2 separate regions of the Mus musculus genome follow, and region 1 is linked to region 2. A link is a loop called in an ENCODE intact Hi-C map of the cell type or tissue named here. Cell type or tissue: left cerebral cortex. All regions are shown on one strand. Links, peaks and the distances in the headings refer to the core of each region. The heading gives the core; the rest is flanking DNA.

Region 1 (16,202 bases), core at 5,060-13,059, 190 kb before region 2:
GCTGAGAGAGCTAAGGCGACATCAGTTTTTACCCTGGAGGCATCACAGAAGTGTCTTCCTCTAGGTTCTGCTCCATTTGTCATGTCTACACTTGTCCCTTTGCATCTCTTCTGTCTGCTTTTAGGGGGGACCGGAAGGCTGCAAGTGGTCGGTAAGGAGTAGGTTCCTGTTGCCTTTCTGTGTGTCAGGGCTAGCCAGCACGTGCCAGCTCTACCAGCTGACTCTGGCTGACCCATGCAGAACTGTGACTGGTGACCGGGATCTGCAGACCTGAAAGAATGGGGCAGACTACAGTCTTGTGCTGCAGACAGCTTTTCTGGAGTTTCAGTGTACTTTTATACAAAAATGAAACAAAAGACCGGTCCAAGGAAGGTTGTTTTAGTTCAGGAAAAGATGTAAGTGAACTCCAGTAAGCACATACTGAATATCATCAGAGTAGCCCTATCTCCAAACATTCTCTGAATAGGTTCCCTGTGTGTTATCTCATGAATCAACATCCCATGCCCCAGCCCCGTGATTCTTTGAAAGCAACTGCAAGGATAAACACAGACAATAAGATAGCTGAGTGGGACCCTGACCTGAAATCACCATTCCTACCATGCCTGGGCCCGGACCTAAATTTCTGTTTCCAGACTGACCTTGAACTCAGAAATCTGCCTACATTTATATCTGCCTTTGTTTCTTTCTGACAGGCTGGCTCATAGTACAGCTGCCTCCGTTCCTTTTGATCTGTGAAGTTCCTTATACAGTTCATATTGCATCTTTATATTTTGCATAGTTAAGAAATCATGTATTTTCAAACTCATGTTTTCAGGGTTCTTTCCCACAGCCTTAAAAGCTGGCTGCCCTGAAAGGTCACAGCATTCTATTATTTTGCTGACACATAGACACATCCTTGCCTCCTGGACTCATGCTGTCTCTGATATCACAGAGTTCATTAGCCTTAGCAGAAAGGATATTTCTCAAAGGTGGAATGTGAAAATATCCACACTATTATATAAAAAAAGCCTTATGCCCATAACAACCATCAACATTCATGGAGATCCATGCCCTGTTCTGCTGGGGGGGGGGGGGGGGCATGTCATTTCCATCCCTTACACATGGCCAAGTAGGATTTGGCATTCAGTGGAGTTCTAGGCACTGGGAGCAGGATAGAGATCCTGTCCCTGTAGCCCGCACAATCTGCATGCCAAGAGAAAGAGGCAATAAAGAATACACAAGCAACTCAGATTCTTTTAGATAAGGGTCAGTGTTGCAAAGAGAAAGGACAGAAAAATAAAGGGGAAGAGAATGGATGATGGGCTGTAGAATTTCTGTGAAAACTCTTTATAGGGTGATGCTTTAGTGGGAAAAATGAGGCTGAAGGGGTCATTCAAAAAGCCATGGGAGGAGAGCGACAAGGAGAATATCCTTCAGAGAGGATGCATGTATTGAGGGATGGAAAGGAGGTTGCTGATGACTAAAGGGGGAGATGGATGTTAGGAGCTGAAGTTGGAGTGAAGACAGATCAGCATCATGTATGATCCATAGGACATAGGCAGCATCATGCATGACCCATAAGGATGTAGGTTGCATCCCAGGTACAAGGCACTACCAGGTGTTAAACCGGATGTGAAGTAATCCCATATCTGTTTTCAACAGCGGCATCCATCAGAGCTGGAGCCAGTCTACTCACTGCTGCCCTCTCACACACAGCAGCAGAGTGTGGGCATCTAATGTGTTGGTTTTACCTTTAACCTGTTTGGCTTATCACTTTATACCCAAGTGCCAGAGACAGAGCCTGGCCACTCATGGCTGCTAAAAGTCCTTTGTAGGATGAATTAGTGAATACGTTCCATTTTTATAAATGTTGTCAGGAGCATCCACATTGTGAGAAAGTGACAAAGTAGCAAATAATAAGATTGGTAAATAAAAAAATTGGTATTTTTTCTTTTTTAGATATACCTGGGGTAAAAGAGACCATACAACTCCCTGCACAGCCTTCAACCTTGCACTATAGACAGGTGTGATGTAATGACAGTGGATTCCAAGTCAATTCCTGGAGTCCAATGTCTGCTTCCCCTATCTTCCACCATGCTTCAAGGTGACATGCATCTTCAAGAGACACATGCCTCTCTCTATAACTATATTATGATATTATGCTTAAAATGTAAATATATAATTGTACAATATATTTAAACATGTTTAATTTACATATAGTATATATTGAAATATGTAAATAAAGTTGATTACCTCTTGTATTTATATATCGCATATCATAATACACAGTGATGGCTATTCTTGGTTAACGTGACTACATTTGGAATTAGGTAAAACCCAAGCAGCTGGGTACACTTGTGAGGTATTTCTCTTAACTAAATCACTGAAGGAAGAGGACCCACCCTTGATCCAGATCAATTGAAGTGGGAAGACCCTACTTTGATCTGAGCCACATCTTCTGGTGCATCCTATATAAGGGACATGGAAGAAGGAAGCCTCTCTAATACTCAATACATCTTTTTCTTTCTTCTCTTTCTTATCTCTCCCTTCTCTCTCAATACCCCCCTCACCATGACTAAATATACAACATACAGTATATATGTATCTATCTATCTGTCATCCGGAAGTATGGACAGACATGGGAAAAGCAGACACCTGTAGTTGAACAGATCTATGTTCACGTCAACTGGTTGTTTGAAAGTCATCCTGATCTCACGAAGTTCTCATGAAGTTGTTATGTGACAAAATTACCTTGTTTTGTGCTTTTCCCAGTGTGGGAAATCCTGCCCTTGAGGTAGACTATGGTACAGGATACAGCTAAAAGATGGTACTGTTTTGTTAGGTGCCACCTACACTCTGCAGCTTCATCCCACCCATGGTGCCTGAAGCCACTGCAAGCATTCCCAGGAACACTGCAACAATGGTGGCCTAGCCACGGGACCCACGCTTCTGCTTCGTGAAAGTACAAAACCAGGGACCACGATAACGGTAAAGACAGAACACTTGGTGTGTGCCAGGCACCGTTCTGAGCAGTACTCACAGGGATTAACCCAGTTGCTTATCTTAAAACAAAAACAAAATAAAAACGGCACAAACTTCTTTATAAGTAAAGGATGCATCCGGCACTGTCCACTGCTGGCTCAGGCTTCTAGGTCCAATGGCTCTGTGTCCTTTGCAACTACAGAAGGGCCCCAGTGTGTGACAGACTATGTTTGTGTGTGTATGACAGTCTCCTAGCTTAGAGAAGCAGCGGGTGGCTTCAGATGACTAGTGTCTATCCTGCTTCTTCCCACTGCGCACATGACAGCAGGGGTGCCCCCCACCTCCCGCCCCCAAGAACACATGTGCCGCTCCCATGTACCAGATGCTGGCTGGTTACCATTCCAACATCATCTCCTGAGTTGTATTCCTGTCGCACTGTCTAGCGCACAGTAGGGGCTTAGCGCAGGGTCAGTTAGTGGGAGAAAGAAGATCATTTTAGACAGTGATGAAGAACCCTTATAGAAATCAGGTTTCTGCCGTCTGCGAGTCTGGGAGCCGTGCCCGTTGGATGAAGAGTTACGCCGTTGGCACAGACAGAGAACCATTTTAAAGTGCAATGGCAAATTTAAACGTTCAAGCATGAGGAATATTTTTATTACTGCACCTTGCCAAAGGGAACTGAAGCAGATTTTGATATAAAAATTGACAGGAAGCAAAAGTGGAATGGGTAAAAATAGAAAAGAAATTACGAAGCCTTGAAAGGAAGTACACAAGACAAAAATGGAATTAAATCTACCTTGACTGGAGGACATTATATAAAAATGAATAAATTGACAGTAAATTAACATTGGAGCGCATCTACAATCTGTCTGTAGAGGATAATAAAAGATATTTTTATTACCTCCATGCAGAATTTTAGTTGACTTTTTTTCCCAGTTGGCTTCTGAAACGCGAGGCTTGGTTTTAATATAGCGCTAAATTCGTGCTCGGCCTGGTGGCTTCGGCGCTCATGGAAGAGACGGGGCTGTGTTTCTAAACCTTTGTAGTACAAGCATTTTCTTGGATAGGATTTTCTCTGAAGTTGAAAGTGTGCTGGGTGGGATGTTTGTGCCACATTTGGGGTTGTAGGAGACGGACCAATGCAGAGCTGAAACCTGAGCAGCTGTCTGGTAGCATAAAAGCCGACCTCAGGAACAGAAGCCCTGCAGCCTCTCTCCCCAAAGCCTTGACGAAGCTGTGTGATCTTGGGTGCATCCCATGACGTCTGTGTTTCAGTCCCACTAATTAAAAAAAAAAGTGGGAGTGGGGGGCAAACTGCGGCGATGAAATACTTAACTAGAAGGACTGAATGTGAGAAGAGAATTCATTTTGGCTTAGCATTTAAGGGGGCACGATCCATCATATCAGGGAAGGGATGGAGACGACTGTGATGTGACAAATGTAATTGGTTATATTGAATGGGAGCAGAGCACAGATAGAAAACGGAGCCAGCCCAGATTTAAAACCTTAAGGCCTCTTGGGAGGCAGAGGCAGGCAGATTTCTGAGTTTGAGGCCAGTCGGGTGAGTTCCAGAACAGCCAGGACTATACAGAGAAACCCTGTCTCAAAAACAAAACAAAACAAAACAACAACAACAACAACAACAACAACAACAACAAAAAACCTTAAAGCCTTCCGCTGGGGCCCATTTCCTTCCGCAAGGCTCCACTTCTTAAAGGTTCCCCAACCTTCCAAAACAGTGCCACCAGCTGGGGACCAAGCAGCCCAACACAGGAGTGGGGGAGGGGGCGCGGGGGGGAGGGGGGCGCGGGGTGGCGGCGGGGGGGGGGGGGGAGACATCTCAATTCCAATCACAGTGTCCTATCTTACTTACAAAGCTCCAATGAGATAGTAGTATAGAAAATACGCTAAAGAGTCTCAGCAGGGCATGGTGGTGCACGCCTTTAATCCCAGCGCTTGGGAGGCAGAGGCAGGCAGATTTCTGAATTTGAGGCCAGCCTGGCCTATAAAGTGAGTTCCAGGACAGCCAGGGCTACAGAGAAACCCTGTCTTGAAGAAAAGAAAAAAAAAAAAAAAGCCTCTGTAGGGTGTGCAAGTAGCTATTATTATAATTTTTCTCTAAATGATAAAACAATCGTATGTGTAACTTTAGAATCACCAAGGCTTTAATGGGCAGGAGTGATGATGAAAAAAAAAAAAAAAAAAAGACCAACAGTAAATGAAATGTAGTCCACAGGAATTCTTTATATTTATGTAGCATTTTGTAACTTAAATATTCCATGGCATTCCTCTACTAGACAAACCCAGTCACCGAAGAAAAACAGCTTCTGGGCCTGATTCATAGCATAGTGATGGACACACGAGGTGCACGGGCAGAATGTGTGCTTAGCATACCTGAGGCTCCACAGGCACAGACAAAAAGACAGAGTGAATCACATGGCCTCCCACGCCTTGATTGGCAGGGCCAGTGTTAAAGCCCACGCAGTCCCGGGATGGTCCAAACAGCTGCTTACCGCCAGTCTTATGAGCAGCACGTGTCTCTGCACGTGTTCATTTAAATGTTCATATTGACAAAGAAGCAGACAAATGTAGCTCATTGCCAGTGACTAGTCCAGCATTTCAGGTAGACTGAGGCAGGCAGCGATGAGTGGTGTCGGCAATGGCAGGAGCAAAGGTTCAATTGTGGGGGCTAACTAGCTTACTTTTGGTAAATTTTCTCGTTCTTTAACTCTGCCTTTCTAAGGCCAAAAGCTGTGGGCTTCTGGTAATTAACTCCTGTTGTTAGCAGTAGGGGATTAAGAAAAAGAGGCTTAATTGCTAGGGCTCAGGGCCTCTTGCTGGCCAGGTGAGAGGCTTGGAGTCTGTTAACTGTTTTTGAGAAAAAGAGAGGATACAAGCACACACATAGACACAGACACACATATTTTGGCCAGGCCAAACAATTCCACAAGTCTCCATGCACAGTTTCATACATACACATATACCTACAGATGTATGTATGTACATACATATACACAGTCAGACATATATACATTTAGTGGTTGGGTCTGAGCCCCAAATGCCACAGATATACATTTGGTGAATGGGGCAGAGCCCCCAAAGCCACAATTAACTTCTTCTGTCAATTTATACCTTCTTAGGCAAAATTACTTTATAAAAGTTACCTCATAGATAAAATGTAGCACAAAAAAGGAGATACTGTTGACAGTGCATTCAAAGCAGTGTTACATTCTAGAAGCTCATTATAAGTTTAAAGCAACAGTTTCACATGGCCTTGCTTTATCATAGTGTATACCTGTAAAGGCATGCTGTGGTTTCTACATGAAGTGCCCTCCATGAGTTCATAAAGTGTTGGGTTGTTTCCCCGTGGTGGAGCCATTTTAGGAAGGTGGAAACTTTGGGAGGTGGGACCTAGTTGGAGGAAGTAGGGTCATTGCAGGTAAGTTTTTGCTATCTTGTTCTCTAGTCTCATCTGTTTGCCTATCTGTCTGTCTATCATCTATCTATATATCCATCTGTCTATCATCTAGGTGTCTATCTATCTAATCTATCTATCTATCTATATATCTATAATTTATCATTTATCTATCACCAATCTGTCCATTTGTCTTCTCTCTCTCTCTCATCTGTCTATCATCTACCTCTGTCTACCTACTTATTGATCTACCTACCTACTTACCTATGTATCACTAATTCCCTATCCTTGTCTGTCATGAAGAAAGTGGCTTTCTACTGGCCACCACCATGATGTTCTGAGGCACCGGGTCCTTGACATCACTGGGCCAATGTTGAACACAACACACTTACTCAAGCCTTCATCTACTCTTTACACATTCCCCCAGGGCTTCCTCAGCTCCCCACAAATGTGGGCAGAATCAGCATCAGTGTCAATCACTGAATGGAAAAAGGAAATGTGGTATGTAGACATGACAAAAAGAGGAAGAAAGGTGGGTGGCATGTATCTTTAACCCCAGCACTTGGAAGGCAGGGGCAGGTGGATCAAGTTCAAGGTCAGTCTGGTCTACATAGTGAGCTCTGAACTAGCCAGGGTCACATAGTGAGTGAGACCTTGCCTCAATAAATAAATTGAAAGGAAGGAAGGAAGGAAGAAGAAACAACATGAGGAAAACTAGATGACACCTAAGGACTTTTCAAATACACCAGCACAAGAAAAAAGTATAACTAATTCACCAGACCCCTACAAAGAGGTGAACATGGTGCCTTGTGCATTTATTGTTAACAAATTCTGACACTGTGGGAAGACACAGATATGACCTTCCATGTTTATGATGTAATATGAAGTATACATTATTTCAATGACTTTCTCTGTCTCCAGAATCAGCGACATCAGTGTTCCAGAAAGAGTTCTCAATCAGGCAGAGAGTAGTCTATATGTGGGATTCAGTTTCAACCATGCTGAGAAATTTAGCCCTGCCCCAGCCCACAGAGGCTAAAACAAAACATCTGATTATCCCCAGCCCACTCTGAAAAGAGAATCCTGCTTCTCTTCAGTCATCCCTGAAAATAGCAGCAACCTGGCGTCTAAACCAAAAACAGGAAAGTCGCCCTTGATCCTCTCCCTCTATCCTCACACCTGCCAGGTGGATCTCTAAGTCGCGCGCGCGCGTGTGCGTGTGTGCGTGTGTGTGTGTGTGTGTGTGTGTGTGTGTGTGTGTGTGAATATGATAAATAGGACAGGAGGTGTAGTAATTTGAGTAGCAATGGCTCCCAGAGGCTTGTATGTTTGAATTCTTGGACATTGGGGAGTAGCACTACTTGAGAGGGATTAGGAGGTGTGGCCTTGTTGGATGAAGTGTGTCACCAGGGTTGAGCTTTGGGTTTTCAGATGCTCAAGCCAGGTCTTGTGGCTCACTTGCTCTTCCCTGACCAAGCCCACTCAGTCAGTCAACAGGTTCTCCAGCGAGGGAGTGAGGATTAAAAAGAAAAAAAAAAAAGATAGTTAAACAAATTGTAGCATGACCCCAGTCAATTCTGAGACTGAAGGCAAATTTAATTTTCCCAATCTGCATTTTATACCATTTTAATTACATGCAAGTATTAAGGGCCAGTAGTACAATGAATCAAGCAAGACAATAATCAAAGAACAAGCAAGACAATAAACACAAAGCCACACGATCACTCCGGTGATAACTGTTTCTAAGGATGATCAATATATCAGAGCCTCTTTGTTCTACCCTAAAACCAGATTCTTGCTTCCTTGTCCTTGGCCAATGTCAGGTCCCTGCCTGGACTTACTTCTTTGTCATGCTCTAATGTCAGATTCCTGCCAGAAGCCCATTTCCTTGTCATTGGCCAATGTCAGATTCCTGCCAAATGGCACCCCAAAAGGCTCCCCACACTTCCCACTGCCAGAAGATCAGATGTAGAACTCTCAGCTCCCTCTCCAGCAGCATGTCTGCCTGTGTGCTGCCATGTTTCCCCACCATGACAGTAATGGACTGATTCTGAATGTAAGCAAACCTCAGTTAAATGTTTTCTTTTATAAGAGTTGCCATGGTCATGGTATCTCTTCACAGTGATAGATCATTGAGTAAGACAGGAGAGACATCTACTCTGGGATAGCTGAACGTGGCTTCTAGCTATGCCACATCTAGGAGTTGTCCCGCTAGGCTTCCTGACCTCTGTGCCTTACAGCAGGGTCTGGGGCTGCTGCTGGTCTGTCTGAGCCCATGTCAGGCAGTATCTAGATGGGAAGACCTACCATGCATTTTCCCCCACATCCCCTGTCCCCAGGTCCACATATAGTCTTCACAAATACCCTTGTGGACAGAGGGACAAAGACCATTCTGTGATGTGTCTTTAGGCAAGCTAGTCCTTGTAGACTACCAGCATGCAGTGCCATCGGCCTGGCTTGCCTAGCCTACTGCTCAGCTTGGCTGTAGGTGGATACTGTTGACCTGATCACGTAGGGAAGCATGACATGGGCCATAACCTCGTGGCCTCTGTCTGCTGGTTTGTTTGACAGAAGCAGTCAGACCAGACTTCTGCACCGTGGAAGCAATTGAGTCTGTGTGTAGGCAAGGAATATGTTCAGATTAAACCCTCTTTGTTGTTAAGCATTGGCACCTATCTCTGGTGAATACTTGGTTTCCAACCAAGACAGAATGATGGAAGGAGTCCCTGGTGACTCACATGAAGGACAAACATGTATCGCCCACTCAGATGTTTTGGCAGTCAATTCATTTATCTCCAACCTACAACAGATGCAGCGCTTCAGGGGGTGGGCACTTGGCGCCTGATAATTCAGCATTAAGCCATAAACAAAATAAAAGATAGAGGTTGGAAAGACAAGTCCGTGGTTAAGAGTACCCGATGCTCTTGCAGAGGACCTGCGCCCGACTCCCAGCTCGGCTCATGGCTCACAACTGTCTGCAACCCAGCTCCAGGAAATGCAATGCCCTCTTCTGACCTCCACAGGCACCCAGAATGTCTGTGCATACATATACGCAGGCTGAGCAATCATACATGATATAATGTGAATAAATATAATAAAAATGTAAATAAAAGGCAGGGCGAGACATACATCGCTGCCTGAGACTAGATGGGAACAGAAACAGGATGGCTAATGTACAGGCACACAGCCTCCCTGTAAGTCTGCATCTCGAGTCTAATTTGGCTGGCTTCCACCTGTTGGCCACTTCCTTCTCTTTGTTCCCCTTCCCATCTCTTTGCTTCACCCTGAGTTGCGCTCTGTCCCCACCCACCTGTTGGCTCTTTCTCCTCTTCTTCTTTGACTGTCTTTTCACATTTCCTTAGGGAAAAGACCGTGAAACGCGACGGTAAAAGAAATTATAAATTCTGCCAGCATAACTGATTGGCATGTCGACAGAAACCACAACAAGCTGACTCCTGATGTGTGGGCAACGTAGCTGTCTTTTCTTCAGGAAGCAACGCACATACACACACACAAACACCACACACTATAAATACCTATACTCACTCATATACACACCACACACAAATTGTAAAGCCCCTACACTTACACACATACATACCACATACACCACACATATACACATACATACCACACACATATACTGTTAACACTCTACACACACAACATACACACACTGAAAATACCCTATACTTACACACATACACACCATATACACTACACACAAAACGTGCATGTTCTACACTTACACAATACACACACATATAACACACACACCACAAATTGCAAACACCCTACACATACATACCATATATACCATACACACACATACATACATATATACACCACACCCACTGTAAATAGCCTATACACACACACAAATCACACATACAAATCATAAACACAGTACACTCACACACACACCATACATACCACACACACATACACACACCTGTGTACACAGGCACCTCTCGTGTGAGGCTGTTCTTAATCTTCAGGCCCTTAGAAACTCAAAAACGGTTGAACAGAACAGGTTTTACCCATGGTGGAGCCAGGCAGTGTTGGCACACACCTTTAATCCCAGCACTCAGGAGGCAGAGGCAGGTGGATTTCTAAGTTCGAGGCCAGCCTAGTCTACAGAATGAGTTCCAGGATAGTCAGGGCTACACAGAGAAACCCTGTCTCAAAAAACCAAAATTTAAAAAAAAAATTACCCATGGTAGTAGATGAGTGGACCAGTCCCTAAAATGGGTCTCCTGCTTCCTTTCCTTCAGTGACCATGTAAGTAATGATTTCCATATTACTGGTGTTGACTGTATTACTTTAAGTATGTTATTAAACCACATACTTATGTGCCTTTGTCTGCTAAAATTAGGACCCATGGAATGACTCCATGCGCACCTTCAGTGTGATTCTGTCACAGACATCATGAGGAGAGCAGCGTTTGACCTGTGTAACAGATAAGACTACTGAGTCTCAAAGAGAAGTTGTCTTAAGCTGGGCCTTCTACGCATGGTACGGCTAGGACCTGTTTGCATTCTACCCCAGCTAGTGTCTAAGTATTTCAGAGGCCTGTTGAAGGCTCTTGCTAAGCAGGGCGAGTGTTGGAAGGATAGCCCTTTGAGAGGCCTGGTTCTTCCACTAGGTTGACTCTATCAGTCCCAGGATAAGGCAGTAAAGGGCTGAATCACAGGAAGATGCCTGGGACCCACAGTTATCCTCCTTTAGCAAGTGACAAAAATTGTTGCCAGACCTCAGGGCACCCACCCCAATTAACCCTTCTCTGGCCTCAGCCCCTTGAAGGCAATGTTGTCAGGAGTCTGCAGGGAGCCCCAGCGTGACAGTGTGGCAGGATGGGGCAGGAGGAGGCCAGTTATTGGCTCGCTGCTTGGCTGAGTAGATCTGTAGTTGCCTGCCAAGAGATTCCCAGCCTTGTAAGGGTACAGCCCTGCATCCCTCTCTCCCTCAAGGACCAGGTTCTAAAGACCTTAGATGCTCTCCCTTGCCACAGCCCATGTGTAGAATCTTCAGACTAAGGAATGGAGAAGTTAACAGTTAAGATTGCTTCTGTCTAAAGGTTTCCTTCCCTTGCTCCATCCCCCATCCCTCCTCGCTCTCTCTTTCCTCTCCCCCTTCTTTCATTCTTCATTCTCTCTCTCTCTCTCTCTCTCTCTCTCTCTCTCTCTCTCTCTCTCTCTCTCCCTCTCTCCCTCTCTCCCTCTCTCCCTCTCTCCCTCTCTCCCTCTCTCCCTCTCTCCCTCTCTCCCTTCCTCTCTCCCTGGTGTTACTAATAAATTGATCGGGTGACCATGGGCTGAGGAGGCTCAGACCCTTAGACTGCACTAGAGGCAGAACAAAGCCCACGTCATTGCAGACCAGGGGTTCTCAGCCTTCCTAACACTGTGGCCCTTTAATACTTCTCCTCATGAGGTGGTAATTCCAACCATATGTTATTTTAGCTGCTACTTCATAACTATAGTTATGAATCATAATGTAAATATTTTGGAGATAGAGGTTTGCCAAGGGGTCATGACCCACAGGTTGGGAAACAGCTGCCCTGGGGACTTTCCACTTTGGCAAGCATACTTTCTTTTCCTTGCTTCTAAGAATATCTAATAAAACTCTTCTCTCTTACCCGAGCTGGAGCACAGATCTACCTGGAGTCGTGTGCTGCCCGACCTATGAGTCACCTGGCGCTTATGTAAGCTCATTAGAATTTTCAAGCACCCAAGTTTGTCTTTTAACATCTGCATGTTTTCTTTTGTTATGAGGCCCATCTCTTCCGTCAGACATTTGCAAGAATCTTTGTACTGAAAGTTTTTCTCCCGTTGACCAGTACCTATAAAACTGGATATGTAAGAAAGCAAATACAACCCACAAAGGGATTTCTCACATTTTCATTTTTGTTCTTTGATTTTGGTTTTGCTTGTTTTGTTGTTCTGTCTTTGTTTGTGTTGTTGTTGTCTGTGACATGAACCTTGTGAACCCCAGGCTGGCCTGGGCCTCTTGATCTTTCTCCTTCCGGACTCTGAGGCTGTGGCCACAGGTATGCCTCTCCACACTGGGCCTAAGTACTGCCTTTTAAAAGGCGTTTTCTATTGAGTTTAAAGAAATCTGCTACAGTGTTCTGGAGCATGGGCCTACATCCACATTGCCTTTGAACTTGGAGTTCTCCAGAAGCCTGGGGAAGAAAAAGTTCAACAGTTCCCAGGAGTGCTGTGGCCTCCTGACACAAGTGGGGGTGGGGTAGGGGGAGATGGAGTCAGAGAAGGTGGAAGTGTGCTGCTCTGAAGTCCTTTTGGGGGTGTGACGGGTAACCCCACCATACCTTGCTTGTACTTTAATATTTTAGTTGTGACAGGGCATCTCAGGGTAGAGCCAGCAGGGGGCATTGCATTTCTTCTAGGAACAACAGCCATGAAATGACCTATCCCACCAGGGAGCGCCTGCCCACTTCTGAGTCTCTTGTGCAAAGCTAGAGATGCTGTCAGGAGACAGAGCTTTACCTCTGGCTCCTGGTGTGCCACACACACACACACACTCACACACACACACACACACGATAGTGTTAAATATCACAAACACTGTCTTACCATTGGGGAAGTTACAAGTCCTCGATCGGTTTTGCTGAGCAGAAGTCACGATGTCTGTGGGAATGGCTCCTGTGAAGCTCGGCAGGAAGAATGTAGTCCCTCCTGCAACCTTGGCTCGAGTCACTCCAATTCTGCCGCCATTATCACATCGTCTGCTCTAATTCTGGCCCTTCCATGTCCCACTTTAAAGACCTTGTGATGATGACATTGGGGTTATCTGGGAAAATCCGGGCTAATCTCTCCATCCCAATTAATTTAATTGCATCTGTAAAGCCCATGGAAGGCACCATTTGTAGGTTTCAGGGGCAGGATGGATGTCTATTTGGAAGGGCATCGTGATAGACAAGATGGGTCATCAGCGTAGCATCTAAGAAACCCAGGAAACAAGCCTCTGTCCAGGAATATGAAGGACTATCTAGATGGGATTAACTGAGTGGGAAGACCTCGGCTATGGGTGGCACCCTTCCATGGGTTATGGTCTTGAACTGAGTGGAAATATTGTCAGGATGGGTGGAACTGGCTCAGATCAGCTTATTGTGCATCCATGTGTGCCTTAGCCTTCTGAGTACTTGACACAGCTAGGATTGTCTAGGAAAAGGGAATCTCAATTGAGAAAAATGTCGTTAAATCAAATTGGCATAGGCAAGTCTGTGGGGCATTTTCTTGGTTGATGATTGCTGTGGCAGCTCAGACCATTGTGGATGGAATCAGCCCTGAGCAGGAGATCCTGGAGGGTATAAGAAAGGTTAACGGGATGTGAGCCAGGCAGTCAGTAGCATTCCTCCGTGGTCTCTGATTCAGTTCCTGCCTTGGGTTCCTGCCTTGAGTTCCCTCACTGGCTTTCCTCTATGGACTGTGACTTGAGATAGATAAGTCAAATAACCCTTTCCTCCCCAGGTTGCTTTTGGTCATGGTCTTCATCCCAGCAATAGGAAGTAAAAGAAGACAGCCCGTGTCCTAATGACTGATTTATCTATCTGCTAAATTTTAATACTATTCAAAAGCTTATTTCTTTTTAATGATTTGAATATCACTTTCTATGTTCCAGTCTTCAATATCATTTTCTTTTTGAAGATTCAACAAATGGCTTATCAGTTATAGTTCTGAACTTGTGGAATTAAAACTTCAAGTTGAATTGTGTTGGTTTAAGTCTGATGGGAGTGGAGCAGGCTTGAGATAATGGGGGGGCGGGTTTAACTGGGGATTTCGGGGTTAGAAACAGCTAATGAAGTTGGGTTTTTTTATATTATTATTAAATTAAGATTTAAACCTTAAATTAAAAGGCAGTAAAATGGAAGTATAACTCATACCAGCCTCTAATAAGGGATGGCATTCTCAAACTCTAGCAGCTAAGCAGAAGCAAGGATACTCAGAAGGTTTGTTAGACCCCTGTCTTAGGACTAACACTTCAGACTTGATGTCCACTGACGATAAACACAAAATGATCAAGATATGACTTGGGTTTATTGACGATAAACACAAAATGATCAAGATATGACTTGGGTTTATTGACGATAAACACAAAATGATCAAGATATGACTTGGGTTTATTGACGATAAACACAAAATGATCAAGATATGACTTGGGTTTATTGATCCTACAATACTCTCCAAATCCTTTTTTTTTGTTTGTTTGTTTTAAATCCAGCACAGTGAGACTGTACAGAAACTGTAGAAGCACCCGCATTCTGTTTAAAATTACATTCATTAAGTTATTAGTAAAGTTAGCCTGATCAAACAAATGGCCAAATTGAAAAAAAGGCAGAATAACAGAAAATACGCTAAAATCAATAAAAGCAAAAAGGCCTCAATGGTATCTGTGTAAACTGGTTTTTTGTTTGTTTGTTTTGTTTGTTTTGTTTTGTTTTGGGCCATGGGATTATATTTGAATTTTGAATGCCATGGAATTATATATTGAATTAAGAAGCCAGACAGGCACATCCTTCATGCAAACTTGCCAGGAGAAGCACCAGAAGCGGTAACCCAATGCCTCAGTGAGCTTCTCACATGTTAGAAATGCTCAGAGAGGTGGGAGGCTGGTTTGACAAGAAATGGCTCCCAAAGGCTCCCATAGTTGGGTACTTGGTCGTTAGGGAGAGGGGGCTACTTGACAGGGATTAGGAGGTTTGGTCTTGCTGGAGTGGGTGTGGCCTTGTGGAGTAGGTGTGGTCTTGCTGGAGTGGGTGTGGCCTTGATGGAGGAAGTGGTCACTGGGGGCGGGCTTTGTGGTTTCAGAAGCTCAAGCCAGGCCCAATGTCACTCTCTCTTCCTGCTGCTTGTGGACCCAGATGTAGAACTCTCCAGCATCATGTCTGCCTGCATGATACCATGCTTCTCTCCCTGATGACAATGGAGGAAGCCTCTGAACTGTAAGTCAGCCCCCATTAAATGCTTTCCTTTGTAAGCATTGCTGTGGTTCTCTTTACTACAACAGAGCATTAACCAAGACAGAGGCCATGACTACTCCTGAAACATAGACAATATGAAGACAACAGGGTCATTATGAAAGAAAGGCAGAAACCCAGATCCCTCTTAAAGGGAGAAGAAATAAACATGTAAGGGTCAGAACTCTTGCTTGGTGCTTTTCCAATGTGACATTTCAAACTCCTTTTAAAAGTTATGGTAGGCTCTTCCTCAGCGGCTTCTTCCCATCGGTCTTAGGCTTTTTAGCTCTGGCTGAGGGACAGCCACTTGAGCCCAATTCAACTGTTTCCTCAGAGACAGCTTCATGGCTTCCTAAGCTTACATTGCTTATGTTGTAAACAGAACGGACTTTATCTGTGGTCATTGTACTCTAGTAATTTCCTTTATTTCCACTTAGTTTCTTCGTAAAAGCAGTGTATTAGTCAAGGGTCTTTAAAACTTAAATGAATGCTGGAGAACCCTGCTATCAAAGTCAGAGTTCCCCATTTTGGGGTCCAGGAGTTGCCCACAGACTACACGTACACCAATCTCAGTCAGACAGGGATAGCTTATTGATCATTCACCCAGTACTGATCAATCAGGGCCACAGACAAGACCAGGGAGCTGCCTGTGATCCCAAGCCAGAATCCTAGAGATTTTAGGCCTGAAATCCATAAACATCTGTGCCAAGTTATTCTACTGTTATAGTAAACATTTAATCTCAATTGAGGGTTTCTACCCTGTCTTTGATATTTCAGTTTCCAGATAAAAGACACACAATCTTTATATTTATAATAAGCACAGTAATTTGTTTACTTTATATTTATAAT
Region 2 (16,202 bases), core at 3,869-11,868:
AATAATAGACAATTAAGGTTAGTGAGTACAAATTAAAGCAACTTGGGGCCACCAACCCAGCACTACAGAAGATACTTAGAAGGAATGCCATGCACAGGTAGGGGTGGGATGGAAATGGTGGGCTCTGTGTGTGTGTGTGTGTGTGTGGGTGTGCATGTGTGAGAACCAGCCACAATCCTGACAGCCAGAGAGGAACCGCCTCCTAAGAGGGACAGATGAACAAGAGAAGGTTCAGCAACTCAGCAAATCCTTCCAAGGAGGGGGGAAGAGGACAGCAGAAAGCCAGCTCCAGAGACACCCAATACCTCTAAATGCAAATGATCACAGGGCTGAATTCAAATACAAGACCCAACTGTTTGCTGTCAACAACAAAGACATCTGAGCAGCAAAGACCCAACACAGACCGTGAGGGAAAGCAGAGAAGAGGGCACCCTGGGAAACGTGATCCGAGAGTATGAGGCAGAAGTCTGACTCCCATCTGACACAGTCAACCCCCCACCGGACGTAGTCACGGGGCAAAGGAAAGCCTCTGCATTCAAACACAGAAAGCAGTCCACCAAGGCAGGGGTACCAAGGCCGGGGTCGCAATCGTCAAAACATGCGCATTAACACTGGAAGAATAGTTAGGGTCCAATTTCACAAACCTGACAGAGATCAGGGGCAGAGACGTCCAGAGACATTAGCAATGGGAGACTTGAACACCCCATAGGAATTAACAGACAGGTGATCTATACACAGGCACACAAAATTAACAACGACACTTCAGAGGGAAACTCTACCATAAGTCAAAAGGACTTAACAAACAGCAGCAGAGGACTGTGACAGTCCTGCTCTTCTCGGTTGGCCACGAAACCGCCTTCAATACATTTTAGGCCACAATACGGGCCTTCTCACATGTCTTAGACTCGCTTTGATGCTACACAGCTGAGGACACTGATCCTCCTGCCTCCTCTCTGGTGGGATTTCCCACCTATTCTACAACACCTGGTTTTCTGCAGGGCTGGGGATAAACCCAGGATTTGCTGTCTGCCAGGCAACCAGTCTACCAACTGAGGTACACCCAGTGCCCTTCTAAATTGTATCTTATCAGATCATTATAGAATGAAACTAACACTCAAAAGCAAGGAAAAAAAAAACTACAGAAAACATGCAAAAAGATGGAGAGATTCATCAGTATATATATATTTTTTTTTAAAAAGAATTATTTATTAATTTATTTACTATATGTAAGTACACTGTAGATGTCTTCAGACACACCAGAAGAGGGCATCAGATCTCCTTATGGATGGCTGTGAGCCACCATGTGGTTGCTGGGATTTGAACTCAGGACCTTCGGAAGAGCAGTCAGTGCTCTTAACCTCTGAGCCATGTCTCCAGCCCTCATCAGTATATTTCTGAGTGGCCAGTGGGTCACTAAGAAAGTCAGAGGAGAGATCTGAAAATTCCTAAAATCAAATAAACAAGGAAATAGCACATATCAAGATCTGTGGGACACAGCAAAGATAATTTAAGAGTTTATAACGGCCGGGCGTGGTGGCGCATGCCTTTAATCCCAGCACTTGGGAGGCAGAGACAGGCGGATTTCTGAGTTTGAGTCCAGCCTGGTCTACAGAGTGATTTCCAGGACAGCCAGGGCTACACAGAGAAGCCCTGTCTTGAAAAATAAAAAAAAAAAGAGTTTATAACGGTGAGTGCCTATGTTAAAAACTCAAAGATTTCAAATAAATGACATAATTGTGTACCACGAGGTTTAGAAAGGCAAGCTAGGCTGGTCAGTCTTGGCTGTCAACTTGACTGGATCTGAAATGAACCTTGAGAAACACCTTAGAAGCAGGCCTCTGAGGACATTTCCAGGAAGGATTAACTGAGTAAGACAGACCCTCCCACAAATTGAGTAGTGCCTTCCAGCAACGGTCCCAACAAGAAGAGGTCCAATGGAGATGCAGTGTTGGTTTTGCCTGTCTGACTTCGCTACTTGCCTGTGAGTGCATCTAACAAATTGCCACGGCCAACTCCACTGTGAACGGAACTCAGCAGATCAATATCCTTGATAAGCAAAGACGTACAGATCTCACTGAAATACTTGAAAGTAGAAATCAATTAACCCGATTTCATACTAAAAGTATAACTATGGCTGAACGCAAGGAAATCGGCACACCTCTAACCATACACACAATAAAACCGAAGACCAAAATCAATCAATCAATCAATCAATCAATCACATGATAATTTTAACAGATGTGGTAAAATCTTTGGGCAAAAATACCACACACATTATAGAGAAACTAAGATTGTGGGAGGCATACCCCAAAATAACGGAAACCACGTACAACAAAACTGCATGCACGTCACCAGCATGACACTAAGTGGGGGGATGCTAATAGCTTTCCCCTTAAAATCAGGAATGAGATGAGTGTTTATTTATTCTCACCATTCTTCTTCAATCTCGTGCTTGAACTCCTGACCAGGGAGATAAAACAAGACAAAGACATAACAGAGATGCAGACAGCAATGGGAGAGTCAAACCATCCCTATTTATAAAGATGGCATGATATTATACTTAAAGGCCCTGACATTTTACCAGAGCACTCTCTGATCTGGTAAGCATGCTTAGCCAGGTAGCAGAATATAAAACCAGGGCACACATACACATACACAAATCAACAATGTTCAACTCGGTAAGAAGGAAGCCAAGAAAACAACTTCATCCCAGCCAGTCTCAAAACAAAACCCAGAAGCTCTCAGCATAGGCTCAATCAAAGCCGTTCAAGATCTAGGCACTGAAAACGATACAGAAACACAGTGTATGTGTGAGGGCATTGCGCTACACAAAATAAGCCCATCACCAGATGATAGACGCTCTATAGTCCCACTTCAGAGTTGAAAATAGTTGTGGAGATGGGTGGACGTGGTAGCTCTTCCAGAAGTCCTGAGTTCAAATCCCAGTAACCACATGGTGGCTCACAACCATCTGTAATGGGATCCAATGCCCTCTTCTGGTGTGTCTGAAGACAGTATACTCACATTCATAAAAGTAAACAAACCTTTAAAAATAAAAGATTTGAAGAGAAAATTTAGAATATCTTGACAAGATATAAACATATACCTAAATAAACAAAGGCATGGGTGAGGGACTACACTCTAACAGTATCACAAATGGTTTCCCTTTTTATAGTTTATAAAATTTTAATCAAAGGATATGAATTGGTTTGAAAAACAAGAAAATCTTTTCTCTGTGTATGTGTGAAGGATACGCATTACCTATGGGAGAATTCATTGGCCTATAGAGAACCATTTCTCAACCATTGTGTGTTAGGGATTCATGGAAAGTCCTCTTATGCCCAGTGTCAGGATCGCAGTATCCAAAATTAAAAGACAAGGTCCTTGTTGTCAGGGAGCTTCGGTGTTAAAAGGACGTAAGTTTTCTGTAGCGCGTGCTGAGTACACACCGGGTTGCATTTCAGTGTGTGTGCTACCTTTAATCCATAACTGCTGTGCGGCAGATGACATCACTTTACGCAGAGGAAGCTGATGCTACAGACGCCAGGTCTTGTCTAACATAGATAGCATGATGCTTCATCGGAAACGCAGCAGAACAGAAAACCCATGCAGGCCGCCCCTTTCTCTGCTTCACAAGAACGCCTAAAGAGAGCTCTCATCACAGAGACATTTGACAAGACAGAAGTGAACACGGGGTGCTCTGTTCAACACACACACGGCCAGCGTTGTGTGGGAAAGGTTGTGGAAGGCTTCCTGGAGAAGATGGAGTCTCCACAGAATGGAATACGGATAGGTGCTAAATGGTGCTAAGGCACAAGCAACTGTGCGTGCCTGTGTTCAGAGAACCAGGAGACTGGGGCAGTATGGTTGGAGACTGTCACCCACAGCGCCTGGCGCAAAGTTGGACCCTCTCATCAAAAAGACATTTACCTTACCCAGCAATATCAAGCAAATGAAAACCTTCCCATCTCGTCAACACGGTGCGGGGAGAGAAAGGGTTACGTTCTAAACCTTCCATTCCAGTTTGACGGACTAGTGCCATGGCAACCCAGCAGCAGCCTCCTGTGTCAAGGCTCTTTCTTTGGGCACAGGAATAAACAGTGATAAAACATTACCTTGGGGCTTTATATTTTGCCATCAGTTAAAATCCCGTTCTTAGCTATGGCGAAGACTTCAAAGAAAAAGCAAAGTACTTCTTCCCTCAGAAAGGTAAAGGCCAGCAGAGGGATGGATGACTCTGCACCTCGCAGCAGCAGCAACGCCGCTGCAATGAGCTCTGTGGAGAGAGAGCGGCCACCCCCTCACTGTTCCCTTTCTTTATGCCAGAGATGAGCAGAGTCTCGCAATTACTGCTGTGTGACAGCTGCGTGATGGGTGAGAACTTGTTTTCCTAAAACAATCCACAAATATTTAGATTTAGTACCGATCTCCAAACCACGCTCAACTCGGGGCAACTCCTTCAAATCGAGCGATTCCTAAAGTAGCTTTCGGGGGGGAGATCTAGCAGGGTTCAAATCTCAGGAGCTCTGCTCCGCTGTGTAAAAAGGGATTTATACCTACTTCTTACAGCCTGCCTGACAAGACCTGAGGTAATGAAGGCAAATGTGCCAGGCACCCATTCTGTGTTCAACAGCTGGTAGCAACTGTCATCGTTTACCCACAGTCACAGACTCAAAAGATAACTAAGATCATAAAGCTAGTGAATGGAATGGCAAAAAAATAAAAAATAAAAATAAAAAATAAAAAGTTGCCACCCCCCAGTTAACATATTGTGGTGGTTGAATGAGAAATGTCTGCATAGTCTTATGCATTTGGACACTTGTTCCCGATTAGGGTCACAGCTTGGGGAGGTTTAGGGGGAGTGTCTTTCCTGGAGGAAACTTGTCACTGGGGACGGGCTTTGAGGATTTAAAGACTCCTGCCGAACCCAGTGAGCTCTCAGCTGCTGCTTCTGTCCCCTTCATCTCGGACTCTTTGCAACCATAAGCCTAAATAAACTATTTTGTGCGGAAGTCGCCTTGGTCACAGTGTTTTATCACAGCAGCAGAAATTTCAGTAACGAAGACATCATCTGTCATCAATTCTAAAACACAGAGCCAGGTTTTCATATCTCTGGATCTGGGAAGTGCCTTGCAACATATGCTTGTCCATCACTGAGTAGACAGCATCTTTTCTCTCTTCATCGATCCTAAAATAACGGCCCATCTTACGGTGGCGGGACTCACGGAGCAGAGAGCCTGGGCTAAGTAGTTCCTCCCATCACACAGAGCGCTGGGCTTTGGCTGCAGGCCGACATTTAAAAGAGTGAGCCAAGATCCTATTCCTACTCAATTAATCTCTGACAGAAAAGATAAGACTACTGACAGGTCCCCATCTCATCTTTCCGAACTGTCACAGCCTGGCAGCACACCTGTTCCCAAGAGCCAGTGGGTCAAAATCATTCACCTATTCAGGTCTTACTGTGCCATCCTCGTGTGTCACCTGGGGCCACCATTCACGTCTCCTCAACCTCTCCTTGTTACATGGGTTCCTTCCAACACAAGGCAAATGAGACAGACAAACAAACAAAAAAGCACTTACGATTTTCAAAGTTATTTCTAGATCAGAAACAGGAAAGAATGTAATGAATGTAATTTTTCAGGCTTGTAGAAACCTGCTGGTCACAGCAGTCTTACTGTGCAGAGAGGAAGCAGGAAGGTATTGAGGGAATGGAGGGAGTGGTGACCCCAGAGTTGCTGGTATCACTTGCTTGGGAACAGGACAGACAGACAGACACGCACATACATACATTTAATGGCACAGACAGCAGAATCCGATTATAAAGCAGGCTAGGAGGCGTTTGCCTGGGGACCCAATCTCTAAGAGCACTGAAATACCAAACCCATAAATCAGAAATACGATGCCAGCCAACAGGTTTCTGAAAACACTTCTCTGGGGTGGCTGAGGCTCAGGTTGGTCTTGTTCCCATTAAAGGAGACTCTGACCTTTTGAAAAGTAGTTTAAAACTCAACAAAAGAAACCCCCAATTCCCTAAACCTATTTCAAGCTAGTTTTCTGTGATGCTTGTAAGCATCACATAGTGCGCTTAGGGGAAAGGCCACAGGTCTTAAAGCCTGGACCAGAAACCGACAGTCATGGTTTGAAAAGGGCTGCCAGTATCTGCCCAGGACCTAAGTTCTACCTTGATGTCAAGCTAACAGGGTGGCTGGCAGAAGCACAGATACTGTAAGAAGACTTGTAAGTCCTTGTTAGATGGTTTAGAACAAGGTACCATCAACACTTTGGTTACAATGTCTGCAGCAATGTGAGGAAGCCTAGAGAGCTGTCTCCCAACAGTGAGGTCCTGCGTTGAGCTCATGAGCTAAAGCTGCTGCCTCTCCCACTCTACTAGAGCCACACATGGAAGCACATTTAGAAGGAACACAGTAAACAAGGCCCTGCTCCAACCCGCAGCACTGCGTGTTTACTCCTGGTGTGCTTGAATGGAAGGCTCAACTCGAAGAAGGAGATGGAGGAAAAAGAGATGAGGAATAGATCTTTCCCTTTGTCTGGTGAAATCAATATTCAGTATTTTGTAATTCAGAGGTGAGAATAAAGTTGGATGTTTAAATGGAGTTGGGAAAATCTTTCCCTAAAGGCATTCCGAGAATTGGAGGTTTAGCTCTGGAGAGCTACGCCCCCCAACCCCTCCGGCTCCTGTTTCTGCACAGAGACCCTCTCCTTTTCTTTTGGCTGTATTCCAACAGCTCGCACCTTCTCTGTATACTTCAAAGACTTCAACAAAGTTACCAGATTTCATATGAATGGAACTTGACTCATTTTGAATTTAAACCAATTGGGAACATTTTGCATGAAGTGTGTAATTCACTTAACTTGAATTTCTCAGTCTTTAGGTTGCGAGGGGTGGGGTTCGGGGGGGGGGGAGAAAGTAACATTAACACAACACTTCTAACCAATTGGAAGATGCCATTCATATTTCATACTTTGTGAATCGTCCTCTGGTTTAGTCTAGGGTCTTCAATTGAGTACAATTTTGTGACGCTTTAGGTTCCCCCATTAGGACAATTTCTTAGTCTTCTGTTTTACAGCTTTGGTTTTTGAAAAATCCTTTAGTGCAAATTTGTTTGTTATTTTCTTGTGACTAATACTGAGCATCTGCTGAGCGAACCTGACTCATCTTTCCTTAAGAAATATCTTAGATGTTTTAGATGTCAATGAGAAGTGTTGGCTGATAAAAAGCCACAGGCACGTGGACAACCAATCTGTACCGCCCTTTGCTTCCGTCCGGACAATGCCTGCAAGTACAGAGTGTGACTCAGTCTATTCATGACAATGTTTGCCTTCAACACACTCCCCCACACCTGCTCCGATGGCTGCGAGCCCGTACATATAGGGCACATGTCTCATTCCTCCTAAATCCTCTACGATGAGTATTATTCTTATAATCAGAGAAAAAGCAGAAACTGTTAAGCTACAAGTTCATGCGTTACGGAGTAACTCAGCGCCCACTGCGAGTTACTAGGATACTGATCCCATACTGTGTCCTCTTGAGGGGGTTTCCACATCAACGGGCTCCAGAATCGGCTTTTAAAGCATCTCCTTGAAAAAAAAATTCAAAGCCTATTTGTACCCACAAATAGGCCATGTGTTATTATGTAAGCCAATCCAGAAAGGAAGTTAAACCAAGTCACTTAACAGGGAAGGCAGATAGCAACGACAATAGCAAAGAGCATTTGTTCTTGATGGATTTTTGACAAAGAAGAGAAAGAAAAAAAAAAGAGGAAAAGAGAAGGCTGCTCCTATGGGGGTGGAAGGGGTGTAGGTGCCAAGGCTCCCTCTGCATTTAAACACGGGGACGGATTGGAGGACGGGAGTGAAGTACTGAAAATGCATGCTGCAGGTTAGAGATGGAAGACAGACACAAAAGACAAAGCCCGGAGAGCCTGGAGGGACGCCTCAGCTGAGAGACAATAGCTATAAAGCTGTTTCTCCCAGAGTGCGGTAGACTCATTTCTGCAGATCGAAAAGACTCAGAGAAGCCAAAGGGATTTTTTGAGATTAATGGAGTATCCTGATGAATTGACTGGGGAGAAGTCTGGGCAGTCAGCTCCACAGAGTGTCACAGTGGAGGAAGAAATGGACCCGGGCAGGGGTAGAGGGTGGGGAGGAGAAGGTGGGACTCCCATGGGATGCGGGGTAGACTTAAGGGGGACTGAGAACAGCTCCAATTCCTCTGCAGAGGACTGTCTGAGATGAGAGGGACTGCTTAAGAGCATCAAAATCTAGACCAAGGAATGGACATGCGTCACCCAGGGTGGACCTGTTGGTGGAGAGAAAGATGCGTCTCTGACCCAGAATAGTGCTTTTGGTTGTGAAGAACACCTAGGCAAAATGTGGAGGAGTGGAACTTCTGTGAGCATCAAACCCTGCTCTTCAGGCCTTTGTTTCTGTGTCCTGGGAGTCAGTTACTCCAGAGAGCCCAGGCATTAACAGCCCAGGGCACCCCTGAAGACTGGAAGTTTCCCAGCATGGTGGAGAATTCCCATGGATGCACAGCAGTTGGCATCCTGGCTCCCGCTTGGTCTCTTTGAAGGAGTGCACATTGTTTTTAGTATCTATTTCAAGGTTTCTAAGAAACCACAGACATTTAGGAACCCCACCCCACGGCCATGTCCAGTGTTGATCCGTGATTGTACTGCCCAATGGTCAATGTTTCTTCCTAATGAACATCTTTTTTTTTTTTTGTTTTTTGTTTTTGTTTGTTTGTTTGTTTTTGTTTTTCGAGACAGGGTTTCTCTGTGTAGCCCTGGCTGTCCTGGAACTCACTCTGTAGGCCAGGTTGGCCTCGAACTCAGAAATCAGCCTGCCTCTGCCTCCCAAGTGCTGGGATTAAAGGCGTGCACCGCCACTGCCCAGCCCTTGTCAAGAACATCTTGACAAGAACAGTTCAGGCCATCAGGACTGGAGGAAAAGCTCCTAGGGGAGGCTTCTGGGAAGGGTGTCCTTGCTTTTTTAAAAGAAACAAGGACTGGCGAGATGGCTTAGTGGTTAAGAGCACTGACTGCTCTTCTGAAGGTCCTGAGTTCAAATCCCAGCAACCACATGGTAGCTCATCGGGGGCATATTTAAGTCATGAGTTCACCGTCCTCCTAAATGGGACTAGTGCCACCCGGATCCTTGCCATTTCAACCTTGAGTGTACACAGCAGGAAGGCCCACCTTGCCTGTGAAGCAACTGGAAGCTGACTCTCAAGAATGCCCGGCTCTGCTCAGAGCGGAGTAACCGGAAAGGCTCATGGCCTCTGAGGAGTTACCCATGAACCAGGGAATCAAATGGAGAATTTAGTTCTTGGGCTCAGATGTCTCCAAAGCTCTTGAGGATACCCAAGCACTATGCTTGCTTGTGCTGTAAAGCAGACCTGGTGCTTAAACCTTGCACATTCTCGAGAAAGTCCTGGCACTTACGTGGATCCCTGGTGACGACATCTGAATGTACTGACACCCCAGGACACAGATGATTAAAGTAGCTAACCAGGATTCGTGGTGGAAACTACTTAATTGCCAACATCCAGAGGCAAGCTACAGGATTTGGTTCTAAAGAGACCTAAAGAGAGAGCAGTTCGGCCAGCCAGTTGGTTATAGCATTTCTTCCCAACAGACCCTCAGAATCGTCTCTCTCAACATCAAAGCGCCATAGTTGGTGACAGTACCTTGTATATGTTCTCACATTTACTCCTGGGGGATTAGCACTTGCGTATGTGACTATCCCTCCCTGGTGGACAGCTGCAGCCGCGTGCCTGGACTCTCCTACACTCTGCCCTGCGCACTTTTGCCTTGCTGATTTGAATCTGATGCCCATCACTGATATAAGTCATAACCATGTGTTTCAGATTATCTGCATTCGGTGAGTCCTTTGGGGGAATCACTGAATGTGGCAGTGGTCTTGGGACCCCAACATGGCTCCTACGTAGAAGGCTGTTGAGTCACATGAGTTTCATGCACTCTAGCCCTTTTATCATCATGCAGATTGCCGTGATGGCCTCCTGCCTTAGGCTGCTTTCTCGTCTTGTTGTTTCCTTTGATGTACAAAAGATAATAGCTTGATACAGTTCTAACTGTTTACTGTTGCTTTGCTGTCTACGCTTTAGGTACTGTATTTTTCAAAAGCGTAACAAGGGGCTGGAGAGATGGCTCAGTGATTCTGTCCTTGCTAGCACATGGCAAGATGGCAAGATGATGCCACACTAATATACCCAGGAAGGCCCCCAGCAGTGACTCCGTAGTCCAAGTAAGCAGTGAACGTGGGCTCCCCCTCCTCAGTCTCCTGTGCATCTGGGATCACAGGCTGGTACCAGCAGCTTGTAGCTTCCTCATTAATTTTCTATCTATAGGTTCTAGAATTATTCCAAGGGGTTATTAAGTAGATATTTATATGTCTATACTCTCTCTCACACACACATACATATCTTCAATTCTGTTAATATTTGCATCACCTCTCCAGGTTCTGCAATGTTGAATATATGTTTCCGATTATTATTATACTCTTTCTTTGAGACACAGGATCTCACTACATAGTCCTGGCCATCCTAGAACTCAGTGTTGTCAAGATTGGCCCTGAATTCACCAAGATATGACCACTTCTGACTTCTGATAGCTGGGACCAACGGTATAACGTCACCATGCTCGGCCTACAAGTTCTTAGAAGTCGTAGGACGATAAGAACAGAAGCTTCCTCTTTTACTGTCTTATTTTCTATATCTCCAATGGACTCTCATTGAGGGGGAAATTAAGCAACAGCCTCTAGGCCGGTGTTTCTCAACCTGTGGGTTGTGATTTCTTGGGGGAGTCATACGACCTTTTCACAGGGGTTGCCTAAAACCATCTGCATACCAGCTATTTACATTACAATTCCTAACAGTAGCAAAATTACAGTTAGGAAGTAACAACAAGAACAACTATATTAAAGAGTTGCAGCATTAGGAAGGTTGAGAATCACAGATCTAGGCTCTGCAGCTGCAAAGGAGCAAAACTGGGACTCAGTGACCGACCAGCCACACTGATATAGTCCAGCTTTTTTTATGTACTTTTATGAATTTGGTATCTTAAGTGTGAAACCTCTGAGAGGCATGTGTTCTGTCACCTGAAAGTCCCGAGGACATCTTAGAAACTGACCTCGGCTTGTGGCCACTTCGGGAAATACTTATCTCATGTTCTGTGTTGGTTTTGTTCAGGATATTTAGGGGCAAACCAAACAACAACCCTAAAAAAGAGAGAGAGGCTTCATTCCCTTGCTGGGTTGTCCTGTTTCTGCATTTTATAGATTTCCTTTTTCTGTTTCAACACACCCAGCATGGCTAGAGAGAAATCTATTCTGTCCTTTACTTTCTTCTGAGATCATGAAACCTCAGCCATAAAGCAAAGCTAAGTATTTGAGCCGTGGTGGCTTTCTCTATGTGGGTTAGCGAGGATGTGGTGTGCCATCTCCTGTCACGGGCTGAATCGAGACAGAGGGCTTAGGTACAGACATTAATGCAGAAAATAAGGGTGACAGTGACAACGTATTTTTCTGTCCTTGACACTTTGATATACATTGCGTGGCAGCCTCGGGTGCCAGGGGCATAAGAGACTTTAAAAAAAAAAATAGGTCAAGAATCCTCAGCTTCCAAAACTGCACAGATTTAAAACTATAAACTTCTTTAAAATGTGTTTGCAACTTTTTTTTTCAGCATCTGCACTTTGTTGCATTATATTTAGCAGTGCCAAAACATACTGGATCTGTGGTGTTGATGAGTGGTAGAGGTGAAGCAATGTTGTGCTTCAGAAAACATCAATCCATTATTAACAACCTGGAGCAGCCAATAGCAAAAACCCCTTTTTAGTATGCATTGGCATGCATAAGGTGGCCTTTAAATTTGGGGAGATTGTTCTGCAGAAAATAGTCACAAGTTGAATGTGTCTTGTCTTGTCCCTTCCCTTCCTTTCCCTTCCCTTCCCTTCCCTTCCCTTCCCTTCCCTTCCCTTCCCTTCCCTTCCCTTCCCTTCCCTTCTCTTATTTTTCCAAGCTACAGTTTTTGATCTCATCAAATACACTCAAAGCGCTGCGCCCAAGGAGTCAACACAGAGTTCAGATTCTCCTCTCAAAAGTCAGTTCCTGATGCTGCCTACGGTGATCTTAAAATCTCAGAACACTAAGTTCTCCGAGAAAGTAATAATCCATCTACAAATGGGAGCCAGGCTTCTGAGAGCTGTCAGCACAAGGCAGGACCAAAGTCAGACTCCCCCATCTACAAAGGTGCAGATTCTACTCAGTCTCCAAAGGGAAAAAGCCCATGGGTACCGGGCGAGAAGGAGGCTCACAGTGTGGCCAAGAGAAGCAGACAGGATCCGAAGGAAAGGAGATGCCCTAGAGCAACATCCGCCAAGGAGACAGCTCACCGGGCTCCCACAGCCCCGAGTGTCTTTTTGTTTGACATTCTGTCCATGCAGCAGGTACTAAACTGACGGCTATCTGTCTCCTGCTCTCTTAGCAGGCATATTTTAGAGTCTTCCGCTCCTACATGATGTCAAACTCCAGAACGAGGGCACTTTCTTAAATCACTGAAATAGTCCAGCAGCAATTCCATCAAAGGGGACCATCTACACTGAAATCATAATGCCCTCCTCAGAGTCAAGGTCAAACATCTGAAGCACTTCGATGTAAACACCTCTGGAGACTGACTGGGTTTGGGGGTTCACAGCCCCTATAGACTGTAAGCCTCAAAACTATTCCTCCTGCTGGGGAAAGAAACACATCACAAGCACCAATGTAAGGAAAGGTATTGTCTGGATCTTACTTAATTGTTTAAGCATGTTTTCTGGGTGTGTGAGTGTCTGTGAGTGTATGCACATGTGAGTGTATGTGTGTGTGTGGTGTATTGAATGCACATGTGAGTGTATGTGCATGAGTGTATGTATGTGTGTTGAATGCACATGTACATGTGAGTGTGTGTGTGTGTGAGTGTGTGTGTGAGTGTGTATGTGAGCGTCTGTGAGTGTGTGGTATACTGAATGCACATGTGAGTGAATGTGCGTGAGTGTGTGTGTGTGAGTGTGTGTGAGTGTGTGGTGTATTGAATGCATATGTGAGTGTATGTGCATGAGTGTATGTATGTGTGTGTGTGAGTGTGTTGAATGCACATGTTTCTGTGTGTGTGAGTGTGTGTGTTGAATGCACATGTTTGTGTGTGTGTGTGTGAGTGTGTGAGTGAGTATGTGTGTGAGTGTGTGTTGAATGCACATGTTTGTGTGTGTGTGTTGAATGCACATGTTTGTGTGTGTGAGTGTGTGTGTGTTGAATGCACATGTTTGTGTGTGTGTGTGTGAGTGTGTGAACAGGAACACATGCATTTGCAGACCAGACAGCCCTCCATTTCGCTCCACCTTAGCTTTGGAGACAGGATCTCTCACTGACCCTGAAGCTCCCCATGTGAGTTACACTGGTTGGCCAGTGAGCTCCAGGGATCTCTCTGTCTCTGCACCATTCCACAATGATACATGCTGCAGACATGCCTGGCTTTTATGTGGGTGCTGGGTATTTGAATTCGGGTACCCTGTTGTTACAGCAAGCTCTCTACCCACTCAGCAATCTAACACTTCCTCCTCCTCTTCCTTTTCCTCCTCCTCCTCCTTCTTCTTTTCTCCTCTTCTCCTTCTTCTCTTTTTTCTTCTTTTCGATACAGGGTTTCTCTGTGTAGCCCTGGCTGTCCTGGAACTCACTTTGTAGACCATTCTGGCCTTGAACTCAGAGATCCGCCTGCCTCTGCCTCCCAAGTGCTGGGATTAAAGGCATGCGCCACCACTGTCCGGCTTATAACACTTTCATATTTTATTTCCCGTAGCACAAATCATTTTGTCAGGGATTGCTTTGGGTCTCTGGATGATTCCAATTTTGTGCATTATTTTATTTGAAAGTACATATACACACTGAACACGATCAAAAAAGACAAATGTCCATACTTTATCAAAATAGGTTATTAACTATTTAAATATTCAAGATATAAAGTAAAATCAAAGCTATTATTGTACAGGTCTCATGGAAAGTTTCACATCCCATTTTGTTGCGATTGCTAAACTCTTTCCACAAGCTGGAGAACACAGACCCATCAAGCCACCACTGAGCGAAATCCGTAGACATCTTAGCTTTCAGCTCTTACAGCAAGTGGGAGAGTTCCACAGTTTGCACATTGCCTTATTTCAGTTCTTATGATGAGCAAAGCAATCCATCTAATGGGTAGAAGGCTGTCATAGTTTCATTCTATTGATGAAAAGTTAAGGTACAAAGAATCCGAAGGAGTCACCCAAGATTACTTGTTAAGAAAACGTCAGAGACACATCCAGAACCTAGTGGCCCTAAGTGTAACCCAGCAGCCCCAGAGTCCTCCAGCAGCCCTAAGTACAATGGCCTCTCTGTAGCATGCTTCTCTTGCTGGTCCTGACTCCCCTGCATACGCCTGTATCTTTCACACTTAAAGACCCCATCACTGTTGTTTCATTCACAATGATGTCAGATGCTCTAAGCGCATCTCCTGTCAGTGGCATCATTTCGGATTCAGAACACTTGAAAGACATTAAAGGGTTACATAAAAGAGTCGGCCTTTCCAAGCTCTGACATGCATGTCCACACAGATGATAAAGGCACGGACATTTGGTTGTTTTCCCAAGCGTGCTCACTCATATTCTGCTTGGGTACAACATGTTGCCTTCTTTCTATTCACTTGCCTTCCAGAGGAGGGGACTGCTTGGCTCTTATTATCTCCCGCATCTCGTTTTTAAATAGAATTGGGCTGAAAGTCTTTGTACAAAAGGTCTTAAGAATTCCATCTGTTGAGACGAAAGGATGTGAATAATTGATTTCAACCATCACAAACCTTTGACAGATGGACACCTCGCTTTTTTTCTTAATTTACAAAGATCTCATTCAAATCACTTAAAAGTGAACAAATCAATAGAAAAAAAAGGGACAAGAGGTATTGATCAGCGGCTCCATGTACTAAGTAAAAATAGCAAATAGATGAGAGATGCTTTTAGTAGAAAGAAAGTGGATAGGAAAACATGAGGTTTCTATCAGCTTGGCAAGAAGAATGAGGAAGAGGAAGAAGATGAAAGAAGAAGGAGGGGGAGGAGGAGGAGGAGTGGTGGGAGAAAGGGGGGCTAGGGGGAGGGTGAAGGGAGGAGGGAGAATGAGGGGGAGGGGGAGAGAGAGGAGGAGGAAGAGGAGAAGGGAAGGGAGGACGAAGAGGAGGAGGGGAAAGAAGGGGAAGGAAGGGGAGGAGGAGAGGAGGCTCATGGTTGGAGGAGAAGATGTGGATCACTGGTAATTCGTGTTGGTGAAGGTATGAAGGATGGACTCTTAACACTCACCTGGTAGACATGGAGACCAATTTATCACTGCCTATAAAAATCACAATTGTGTGTATCCCTGGAAGAACCAGACTTCTTGTATGAACCTTACTATGTGGACAGAGTAATGGAAGTTCACCCAGATCTGTGGATAGAGACACCAAACCCACCAACAACCACATTATTTGTAATGGCAAGCAACTGTAATCGCCAACTCCAATCAGTGGGAGCTGGCGAAATAAAACAGGACAAGCCAGCGAGTGGAGAACATGGCGGCGGTGCAGGGCGGCGGTGCAGCGGCATCGGTCCCTCAGCAGTGAGGCCGATGCTCATCAGTGTTTAAGACAGGATGACTCCCCAACCTCAGAAGCCCATGGTTTCCTCACTCCAGTGATCCTGGAGATGTGGGCTGTCTCCCTCTAACCCAGAGCAGCTGGGGAAGGTAAGAGGCAGGGCCTCCCACCCCACAGCCTCACGTTATACCCAACACAATGACAGACCCTTCTTCTCTATGGAATGGAGCTTGGTGACTTCCCAGAGCCTGTGCTGGGGCTGAGGAATTGCCATCCTGACAAAATAAAGACGGCATTCAAGCCCTGAATTATAAGTCTCTCCCCAAGTCATTTTATTCTCCCACAGCCTTGGCATACTTATTTATTTCAGAGAACAATTCCTATTAAAATGATATTAGGGCTTCATTTTCTGTTTGAATAAGACTAGAGCTCTAGACTGTTAAATGTAGAAACACACATGAATAAAGATTAATACAGTGTTTTTATGGGGGCTATTTCTCCCATAATTATGTTTATGTGCACCTACTTTAAT

The links. Hi-C counts contacts between places; a loop is a spot of excess contacts. Peaks named below come from ENCODE experiments on the same cell type or tissue, not always from the same donor. Only the 100,000 strongest peaks of a DNase experiment are listed, where the experiment ranks them.
Region 1: a loop joins it to region 2, with 1.9 times the contacts of the local background. A loop is called at or near these places in 5 of 42 quality-filtered maps.

Annotation. Positions count from the first base shown.
Region 1 is chr15:97,495,149-97,511,350 of GRCm38, reverse strand. No RefSeq gene overlaps it. Among named protein-coding and RNA genes, the nearest start is that of Gm41393, 96 kb to the right of the region's middle. In left cerebral cortex, for the core only: a CTCF peak has its summit at 12,754 (motif pointing right); DNase peaks (open chromatin) are centred at 5,412, 7,453, 9,128 and 9,556.
Region 2 is chr15:97,306,660-97,322,861 of GRCm38, reverse strand. All of the region lies in intron 3 of Pced1b (PC-esterase domain containing 1B), which reads right to left. Among named protein-coding and RNA genes, the nearest start is that of Gm33325, 43 kb to the left of the region's middle. In left cerebral cortex, for the core only: no CTCF peak of the experiment used is centred there; DNase peaks (open chromatin) are centred at 4,060, 4,252, 7,340 and 7,772; H3K4me3 peaks cover 653 bases; H3K27ac peaks cover 329 bases.